Linked DNA regions of Homo sapiens: region 1 is linked to region 2. The links are chromatin loops, found by intact Hi-C in ENCODE. Cell type or tissue: PC-3. All regions are shown on one strand. Each heading gives the region's core, and the rest is flanking DNA. Links, peaks and the distances in the headings are about the cores only. Region 1 overlaps LOC124902645 (a long non-coding RNA gene). Region 2 overlaps SLC6A5 (solute carrier family 6 member 5).

Evidence for each region. Peaks named below come from ENCODE experiments on the same cell type or tissue, not always from the same donor. Only the 100,000 strongest peaks of a DNase experiment are listed, where the experiment ranks them.
Region 1: it touches region 2 in a loop (12-fold over the local background); 8 of 110 quality-filtered maps call a loop at or near these places.

What each region holds. Positions count from the first base shown.
Region 1 is chr11:22,150,494-22,155,881 of GRCh38, reverse strand. The region is part of intron 1 of LOC124902645 (a long non-coding RNA gene); the gene reads left to right. Among named protein-coding and RNA genes, the nearest start is that of ANO5, 40 kb to the left of the region's middle. In PC-3, for the core only: a CTCF peak has its summit at 2,941 (motif pointing right); a DNase peak (open chromatin) is centred at 2,601; H3K27ac peaks cover 274 bases.
Region 2 is chr11:20,645,084-20,650,471 of GRCh38, reverse strand. It overlaps SLC6A5 (solute carrier family 6 member 5), which reads right to left. Exons shown (of 16, transcript NM_004211.5): 14 at 3,538-3,638. Among named protein-coding and RNA genes, the nearest start is that of NELL1, 22 kb to the left of the region's middle. In PC-3, for the core only: CTCF peaks have their summits at 2,128 and 2,328 (motif pointing left); a DNase peak (open chromatin) is centred at 2,301.

The sequences.
Region 1 (5,388 bases), core at 120-5,119, 1.5 Mb before region 2:
TGCTGATGTCAACAAGAGGCTACTAGCACTTACAGCCAGACAATTCTTTGTTTTCTGCAATTATCCCCAAATATTGCACGTTATTTAGCATCCATGTTCTCTGGACTTTAAATGCAAGTAAAGGTTCTCATCATCATGATAATCAAAATTGACTTAATACATTTATAAGTGATTTATATGATTTGGCTCTGCCCCCCTACCCCCTCAAATCTCATCTTGAATTGTAGCTCCCACAATCCCCACATGTCGTGGGAGGAACCTGGTGGGAGGTAATTGAATCATGGGGGCGGGTTCTTCCCCATGCTGTTCTCATGATAGTGAATAAGTCTCATGAGATCTGATGGTTTTAAAAAAGGCAGTTCCCCTGCACAGGCTCTCCTGCCTGCTGCTATGTAAGATGTGCCTTTACTCCTCCTTCGCCTTCCACCATGATTGTGAGGCCTCCACAGCCATGTGGAACTGTGAGTTAATTAAAACGTTTTATAAAAAAGTAAATTACCCAGCCTTGGGTATGTCTTTATTAGCAGTGTGAAAACAGACTAATACTATGATCCTTGGAGGATGGTACCAAACCTCATTGAGAACTACTGTAGCTATCGCCTTATGCAAATTCCCAGAACACTTGTCATGTTGGTATATTAAAGACTCAGGGAAGAATCTGTTTTCACTATATTGTTTTGTTTTAACTTTTAATCTCCTAGGTATCAGTGCAGGTTTGTTACATAGGTATACTTATATCACAGGATTTTGTTGTACAGATTATTTAATCAGCCAGGTATTAAGACTGGTACCCACTAGTTGTTTCTACCATATTGTTATTCGATTCAGCATATCCTAAAAAATTATAGAGCCTCTTACCCCCTCTCTCTTGTTTTTCTTTAGGATACCAAGTGATATCCCATGAAATTCCCTTTGGAAAATACTACTTTAGCAAGAAGGATGAGGAAGGGGATATTAGAAAGAGCAGAGACATTAACGATTGCCTAATATCTGAAGCCCACTATTTACCCCATGAGACAGATATGGCCCACTTGGCCCTGAGGACTTTTCAAATTTTTGCTTTAGACATGATTACCATTCATGATCTTTCAAGCCGCTGGGACCTAATCATTTATTTCTCTTTGAGAGGTGTCTGGCTAGCTGGCTTGGATATATTAGTTATTGTATTTAATGTTGTTAGTAATTCATTATACAGTTTGAGCTGCTTGGTTTCATTTTATGAACATTTTATCATAAAACAACAAGAAATTCTTAGAAAAGATTTCTGCCATAAGAAAAAATAGACGTGAATAAGGCCCCCATATTCAACTTGCTTATATTTGGGTCATGTATAATTCTCATACACTAACTGTGGACCCTTTGACTTGCTTTTGTGTTTAGTTTAAAAGATTATACTAGATAAGCACACGTACATGGATGCCTAATTACGTAGTAGTCATTAAGGAAAGCAATGCATTTTTCTGTATTCTAAACTCATATTTTGCTAATGGGAGAAACTGGTCCAGAAAATGGTCAGCAGCAGAGATGTGATTTGGATCCAGAAATCCTGACCCCCGGCAAGAATCTTCATACTGCTTCATTTTGTTATCTCTTAATAGAGTAAGAACTACTGAGATGTGGAAAATGAAGATTTGGAATGAGAGGTGGATGAAGGGAAGAAACTGAACTTGAATAGGAGGGCCTTTTAACAGAAAGTTCTCAGAAAATCATTATTTAACCATTCCAGTGTTAAAAAAAAAAAAAAGTCCATCTTCACCCTCCCCAAAGAAACTCATTTCATGCTAAATATATAAACTTAACAGCTGCTTTGGTGAACCACCAGTGCCTGGCACCTCTATTATCAAGAAGCAGTGAGTCCTGATGGCAGGTTTGGGTTTCTTGGGGGCAGGTAATAACAGGTCAAGGCTTTGCTTTTTACCCAAATGCGGTGTAAAAGGAGTTTTGGGTTTCCTCAATTTCAGCTTGTCGTGGCCAGGTCTAGATAAGATTATATGGTCTTTTCTTAAAAGACCTCAGATATTTCTTTCATCCCATTCTCAGTCACAGTGTATTTTTTCTTCTGCTACTTGACTGATAAAGTTTTTTTAAATACTAGTCTCTCTCTTCTTCCTTGCTGCAGCTATAGAAATTGATTCAGAAGTGAAACAGTACTGTAAGGGTATTCTTTTGATAGTTCATTATTAAGAGGAATCTCTATATGTATTTTTATCATATTTCAGCTCCAAGCGGTAAAAGTAGCTTCATTACGAGCAGCTAAGTTCTAAATTACATATGTCAAAATAACAAAAACACTTAGTTTGCAAGGGGTTGAGGTATAAGGATTTGGAGGAATCAGTAGTGAGTTTTGGAGAAATTGGTACCTGCCCTATGTTTCAAAGCGGAAGTTCAAAACTCAAATGTCTGGTGGAATCTGGGCACCAAACTGTAATGAGTGAAATTGGCTAAGTATACAAAAAAAAAAAAAAAAAAAAAAAAAAAAAAAAAAAAAAAAAAAAACAGCTCATGCCTGATGATAATGGACAACTGACACACCCGGTAAGTGTGAGTCATGGCATAGCAAATACTAGTAACTGTGGCAAATTCTAGTGGGCAAGTGGGCATGCCCCATCTAAGAAGGGCAAACACTACTTTACCACAGCTGTGGAACAATATTGACTCTCTGTTGGCAGCCTTTCAAAGGAAACGAAAAATTCAAATTTTACACATTAGTAACCAATTCATAAAAACAATAAGTGGGTAAACATGTCAAATAGAATGGGCTGAGTCTCACTGGTTCTTAGGTTAAATAAGCTTAGTATTATCTCCACATCTCTCTGCCCTTCCAAACTGGAATCTTCCAATACAAGGCATCATTCTGATGCTTTGTCTCTGGAGTTGGTTTTCAGTGTATAGGTATCCCTACGTGTTTTTTAGCTTGTGAGTCCTAATACTTAAAGAGCCAGCAGGGGGAACCCACAGACTGTGTGACTCAAAACCAAAGGCATGGATTTTTAAAGTTTATACATGGAAAAAAAAAAAGCTATTTTGAGGACCAGCAACCAGCTGCCAGTGGTCTGGTCAGCAGTTTGAGTTGTGACTTTCACACCAACCTTGGTTTTTACTTGTCTAATAAAATATTTTCATACTAATAACTACTTACACAACTGGAAACACTGTATGCAAACTCTTCTCTGGAACTTCCATCAGGATATGGAATGTGGCTTAAATGTTGAAAGTAGAAATCACGGCCGGGCATGGTGGCTCACGCCTGTAATCCCAGCGCTTTGGGAGGCCAAGGCGGGCGGATCACGAGGTCAGGAAATCGAGGCCATCCTGGCTAACACGGTTAAACCCCATTTCTACTAAAAATACAAAAAAAAAAAAAAAAAATAGCCGGGCGTGGTGGCGGGGGCGCCTGTAGTCCCAGCTACTCGGGAGGCTGAGGCAGGGGAATGGCGGGAACCCGGGAGGCGGAGCTTGCAGTGAGCCTAGATCGCACCACTACACTCCAGCCTGGGAGACAGAGAGACTCCGTCTCAAAAAAAAAAAAAAATAAATAAAAATAAAAATAAAAAAGAAAAAAAGAAAGAAAGAAAGAAAGTAGAAATCATGCCCTTCTCTGGATCTGTCTGAATGCTGGTTCAGATAGGCGAGGGAGTGATGTGTCATGCCATATTCATTTATTTTGACATAAAATGGATTTATATCAACCAGCATTTTATTATAAAGATCTCACTATATGTACAGTGATGTATTAAATGTAAAATTGTATAATATTGATTCACCGCCTCCAAACATGTTTAGGGTAATTGTGAACGCTAACACACACGTACACACACACACACACACAGACACTCACACAGAGGGAGAGAGAAAGAGAGAGAGATAAATTGCTAGATAAGTGCAATCTGTCTTGTGGAGAAGGCTTGGGCAGAATTTACATCAGTCAGTGCTTTTTAACCTTTATCTTATAATGGCACATGTGGGAAATAAAAATATTCATAGGCACATTGGGTAAACTTAATGGTTATGATTATATAAAAGATGAATAGCTCTGACCACCCCAGGCTACATCTAGCCATGGAGAGGAATATGAGGATTAGCATCTGGGCAGATATTTAGTCTCCTTTTAGCATAGCAGGGTCCTGATGTTGGTCAGGAGCCTCTGCTTTAGGTAGGTAAGAGAGGAGCGAGTAACATAGTGGCCCCTTTGGGAATGATTTTTCTTTTTCCTTTTGCTATCTCATAATGTTGATTTAGTTATTTCATACTGGTATTGGTCAAAAAATAAATTAAGTTCTTTGTCACTTTCCTCTATTTTGAAAATATAGGATGAAATAAAAGGTTTAGTTTTCCAGAATTTTTCCCTAAAATGAACTGAATGTTTGTGTTCCTCTCAAAATTTATATGTTGAACTCTTAAGACTCAATGTGTCGGTATTAGCAGTGGGGACTTTGGGAGAATATTAGGTGATGAGGGTGGAGCCCTCAAGAATGAAATTAATACCCGTATATAAGGGACCCAACAGAGCTCTCACTCTCTTTCTGCCATGTGAGGATACCAATGTACAATAAGAAGTTGGCAGTCTGCAACCTGGAAGATGGTCTTCACCAGAACCCAACCATGCTTCCACCCTGGTCTTGGATTTCCAACCTGCAGACTGTTAAGAAATAAATTTCTATTGTTTAAAGTCACTTAATTTATGGTGATTTGTTATAGCAGTGCAAACTGACTAAGCACACCCCTTTTCAAAAGTTCTAAGACCAAAGCATCATATCTCTAGACAAGATGACATATTTTATCAGGTAAGAGCTAATCCAACTCCCAGTGTTGGTTTAGGCTTCTTCGGCTCACTCACTTTTCATAACACTATTGCTTGGAGGGAAAAGAAAGGTCAATAAGAAGAAAAACAAGAAAGAGAATAAGGCCATTACTGGTATTATCATTATACCTAATAAAAAAACCTAATGAATGCCCTCTCTATGCCATCAACCTCCATACTCATAATTACTTATTTATATTAAAAAAACAGGCTACTGCTATTTTGGAAGAGAATAATATGTAGTTATAATTGAGCATACTGAAGTCTAAATGATAGAATTATTAGTGAACTGAGAGGAGACTGAAATTGTTCATATTTATGCAGAAGAGCATTATTCCATATTACTGCATAGTGGCTTTCCTTTGTTCTTTTCCTTCAGAGCTAATCAAGTTAGATTATGCCTATTAAGTAAATATACTCAGAGGGGCCAAGATGGCCAAGTAGAAACACCTGCGGTTGGAGGTGCACCCCAAGAACAACGAAAACGGCGAGTGAATCCTGCACCGGCAACTGAGGCATCCAGGTTCTCTCATTGGGACTGACTAGGAAGTTGGTGTGATGCACAGAGAGCAAGGAAAAGCAGGGTG
Region 2 (5,388 bases), core at 299-5,298:
GAGTCCCCCCTTGATTTTAAGAGAGGTCATGATGTGTTTTCTGCCCATTAACTCCTATCACTGCACACTTGGGCTAGCAACAGCCATGAGACCCCTCTGAAGACTTGGCCAGTGCAGCTGAAGAGAAAGAAAGGAATTTAAGTGCTGAAAATGGAGGCATCTTTAAAAAGTGGAGCCAAGGTTCTAACTTCTCTACTCAAGCCTTTGGGGGAAAATTTCCCTGAAAAGTGTATGGCTCCCTGTATTCACCCTGCCTGTAGCAACATCAGCCTAGAATAATGTACCTATGTAAGTCCTCTCCTCCTCTCCCCACCCCTCTCTTCCTAACTTAAACAACAAAATAACTGCGCAAAAGTGATTGGAAGGAATTTTGCCAGGAAAGATAATGTATGAAAGTGTTTTAGAAAAGTGTGAAGTGCTAGATGGATGTAAGGCATCTGTATTACTGCCGCAAAGCCCAGGCAGCTGGGGCAAGTGATTATTTCAGTACAATAATAATTCAATATATTGATTCAAAGCAACATGAGCCCAAAGACAACTGTTGGAAAAAAGTCTTCTATGGAAAGAGATGTCTACTCTAGGCCCCTTTTTAAACATTTGTCCCTAGAGTTATAAACTTTATTAACCAGAGTATTGTAAGTATGGCCTAATGTAATTATGGTAAGCTGCTCCATTTCATTTACTATATAAATAGCAATACATCTGCTTATGTGCATGCATAACTCAGTAACGTGATCTGACTATGTATACAGTAATTGCATGGAGAATATTTATAGCTCTATAAATCCATGAAGGCATATATAAAAATGATCAATTTCGTTTTAGGGGCTCCAAAGTAATTTAAACCCATAATCTTAGCCTATTCCAGCACACCACAAATATCCATTTTATAGAAGGGCAAATGGCAAAAAATAAGTGTTGGGCTTGGTCCTCCGACACTCATTTCCAGTTGCACAAATATCATATCAAACTTACCCGGGCAAATTTGTCCTTTGCCATAAATTTCCCTCTGCCAAGTTAACTTTGATGAAACCCTGTCCTTGGCTGGGACTGGCCATGAGAGATAATAATTTAGCCACTGAGTCAGGTACACCCTGACCTTTTTGTGATGGCAGCCAAAGAAGGTGCTGGAGGGAGACTCATCAGTTGACAATGATGATGGAATTGACCCCTTCTCATTGTCCTTACTTCCCAGCCAACACAGAAGGGGAATCTGGTTCAGGATATTTTCTGGGACCTCTCCACAACTTTCTGGCATAAGATTTATATTAGAAACTAAGTAAAGCACAACATAGTTGAGGAACTTTCTCAAAAAACAGGAAGTCCGTAAAATTCCTCTTCTCTGACATTCTGCTCACAAAAATGATTAGAACTATTTTAATCCAAACTGGCCAAACTCTAATTGAAGATGAAAGTACTAGGTTTTTAGAGATAATATATAGGTATTGGCTTGAAGCTTAGACAGTCCTGGATTCAATTCTTGGCATTGTCACCTCCAAATCTAGTGGCCTGGGGCAAGTTCCTTGACCTCTCCAAGCCTCAGTGCACACACGTGTAAAATGAGAGAGGAATCACCCAGCAGGCAAAGTGGTCCTAAGCTTTAGAAACAATGCTTATGAAGTGCCTGCCTCATATAGACCACAACAAATAGCAGCGCTGATTATTACTATGTGAAATGTTATTCCAGAGTATAATAAAATCCTCTGAAGCACAGTATCTTTTGGGGTGGGAAGAAAAGCAAGAGGAAATCTAGAACATGTTCTAACTTTGATTTTAATCAAGCATAAACCATGAGTGTTAGGATCCGGGGAAGAGGGCAAGTGCAGTAGAGATGGGAACACCGGAGGCCTGTGAGTCTGTCTGTTCGCAGATGTTCTCTTCCCACCGATTAGGTAAATTCAAGTTCTTCATATACATTCCAGTCCTGAATTCAAGAGATAGAAAGCCTACCCTTTTCAACTCTCATGCCCCAAATCTGGTGGGACTTTTCAGACAAATTGCAGACTCTAAAATATAGGTACAGATGTCAGCTTCAGTATGATGTTCATGTCAACGCAGAGGGAGATCAATGCTGAACGATTTTTCTGTCTACATTTCTAGCTTTTCAGAAAGAAATTGAGATGTTTTGATTAAAACTCATTTTATGAAGGAAGGGAAGAGAGGGAGGGAAGGAAAGAAGAAAGAAAGAAAAAAATGTATTCCCTCTGCGATTGTACTTTCATCCTGTCTTGGTTGCCTTTAGGGAAACTGGGACCATGTGTAATAGCAAAACAAAGGCCTTAATCTGGTTTCTAGTGCCACCTACTGGATTCTGTGGGAATTACAGCCAACATCCTCCAGCGTTCCCAAAATTACACCTGTACAAGCCACAGAGGAGGATGGGGAAGGATCTCTGTCAATTGCTGTGTTTGCAGTGTGAAGTGGGGCAAAGCTGGCAGCTTATAGCACAATAACAAAGGTGACAAAATGAGAATGTAAGACCCTGAACTGCAGATTTTCTGAAACGTGAAAGGCTCTGATCTTTAAGAAGGTGAATGTCAGATGATCCCAAAATGTCATCATCCCACTTGAAGATGACAAGGTAGTTCTCAAAAGCAATGAAAATTAGCATAAAAGCTTAATGCTATATTAGTTGTAGAGCAGCTGTGTTGAACAGTGATTAAGAGCATGAATTCTAGAGGCAGACCGCCTAAGTTCAAATCCAAGCTGTTGATAATTATTAGATGTACAAGGCAAGGCAAGTCACATCAACTCTGGGCTTCCGTTTCCTCATCTGTAAAGTGGAGATAATTATAATGCCAACCTTGAGGAGCTACTGTGAGGGAGAGATGAGGCTATACATAGGAAGCACTGTGAACAAAGCCTACAGCAAATTAGCACGTGGAAAACGTGGCTGTGATTGTAAGCCATTATTAGTACATAAAGCAGACTGATATAATGGGAAATGTGCCATAGGAAATGTTCCATAGGAACATTTATATATATATATAGGAACTGATATATATATAAATATATATAGGAACTGATATATATATAATAGGAACTATATAATAGGAATTCCTATATAATAGGAATATATATAACTATATAATAGGAATATATAGTTATATATATAACTATATAATAGGAATATATAGTTATATATATAACTATATAACTATATAATAGGAATTCCTATATAATAGGAATATATATAACTGATATTATATATATAGGAACTGATATATATATAAATATATATAAATTTATATATATATATAGGAACTGATATAATGGGAAATGTGCCATAGGAAATGTTCTCCAAAGACCTTTGCATGAGTCCTAGCTCTGCACCTGACCTGCTAGGCACCTTTAGGCAAGTCTTTTCAACTCTCTGAACTTCAGTTTTCTCATTTGAAAGACAAGACCACCACCCAACCTACCAGCTCCCAGGCTCACACACTGTTCAAATGTAAACAGGCATGCACTGTTCAAATGTAAAACACCACATACGTATGCAAGGTGCTGTCTGCACAAGAAAACATGCAAAATCCTTACGGTTAAAATGGTTGGGGTTACAAATGCCCAGCAGACTTTCCAGAAGATGTTAGGCTGGAATCCAATCATCATCTCTATATCTTCACAGAATCTTTGCAAGCCTGCAAATAGACAAGCAGAGAACAGGTATAAGGCACAGTAGCAGGAAGGTGAGGTGGTGGCAGGGCAGGCACTAGAGCCCCTCACTCAAGCACCATTGGCTAGGGCTGGCCCCAGCCCTGTATCAACATGACCTCTATTATGCAGGGAACCATCAGACAAATGACTCGCTGCCAGGAAGATTAAGGCAAATTGAACACTTAAATAGATATTAAATATGCTCTGTGGTGAGATTAAAAAATGTCAGCCTGCAGTGACATCTAAAAAGTTCAGTTCCAGCCTGGCCCAGACTCTCAGCATTGCTACAACCTGACATCTCACATGTGCAGCTGTTTTCTGAGGTGCTTAGTGACAACTCTGGCAAAACCAGTGAAGACTGTGGTCAATAAACAGAGCATATTCTGAAAGCATTGGAATTTAGAGAGAAAATCATTGCACACCGGCTTTTATCCCCCACCCTCCCAAAGCCACTCTTCCAATGAGTCATTTATCTTTGTGCCGTGCAAGATGATAATAGCACACAAAAACCAACGTAAATTCCAAGTGTCAATCACCCACTTTGTTGGAACTCAAAGGACTGCTGTCTTCTTGGTCACTCATCAACCTCACTAAAGTAAAAACAGAGGAGATGGTTACTCTCATGGCCCTAGACAACCGCCATCCCTGCACCCTCTTGGTTTAGGAAGGTTTTTAAAACCACTCCTTGAAAGAAAAAGGCATTGAGAAATATTTTAGAATTGGGCAGTTTCTTGCATTCTTTCCCCACCTCATCAGAACTGTGGCCTTCCCAGGACTGTGGGATTAAGATGTTGAATGGACCTACACGGTCTCCAAGTTCAAGCTCCTTCATAGTCAGCAGCTCTGATTTCAACATGGCCTCAGCTTAAAAACTCATCATTCTGGCCGGGCGTGGTGGCTCATGCCTGTAATCCCAGCACTTTGGGAGGCCAAGGCAGGTGGATCACGAGGTCAGGAGATCGAGAACATCCCGTCTAACACGGTGAAACCCCGTCCCTACTAAAAATACAGAAAAGCTGGGCATCGTGGCGGGCGCCTAGAGTCCCAGGTACTCGGGAGGCTGAGGCAGGAGAATAGTGTGAAACAAGGAGGCAGAGCTTGTAGTGAGCCGAGATCGCACCACTGCACTCTAGCCTGGGTGACACAGCAAGACTCTATCTCAAAAAAAAAAAAAAAAAAAAACACTTCATCATTCCTTCATCCTCCATCATTTTCATGAAAAGTGGGTACCTGCAGGTCAAGAGGGACATACCAACATCTCCTCCCATCAAGAATACTCCTTGTACATTTTCAGGCCTTCTTTCTAGACCTTGGTCGCTTGCTCCTCCTGTTCTCAGGATTTCCCAGCCTCCTCAGATTTCTGGGTCTTTTGCCCTGAGCTCCACCAGAGCAGGTGAATTCAGTCTCTGGGTGCTCCTCTTCCTGCCTTCACTGGCCACCTCTCCCACTTCTGCCATCATCTCCCTGGACACCACCTGTACTAGCTGCCCTCATCTGATCAGTGTCCCCCACCACCCCCACCTCAGTCCCCACTTATCCTTCCTGGTCCTGTATTTTCAATGCGTGCCCTCTACTACTTGGAAGTGGGGAAGGATGGATGTGATGTGAGAAGATAATCTCTTGCTGGGCTAGAAAGCAGAGACTGGAGTTTTCCTTCTGCAGAATGGAATAGTTCAATTCAGACCCTTAAAAAATGGACCCGCTGGGCCAGGCATGGTGGCTCTATCCTGTAAT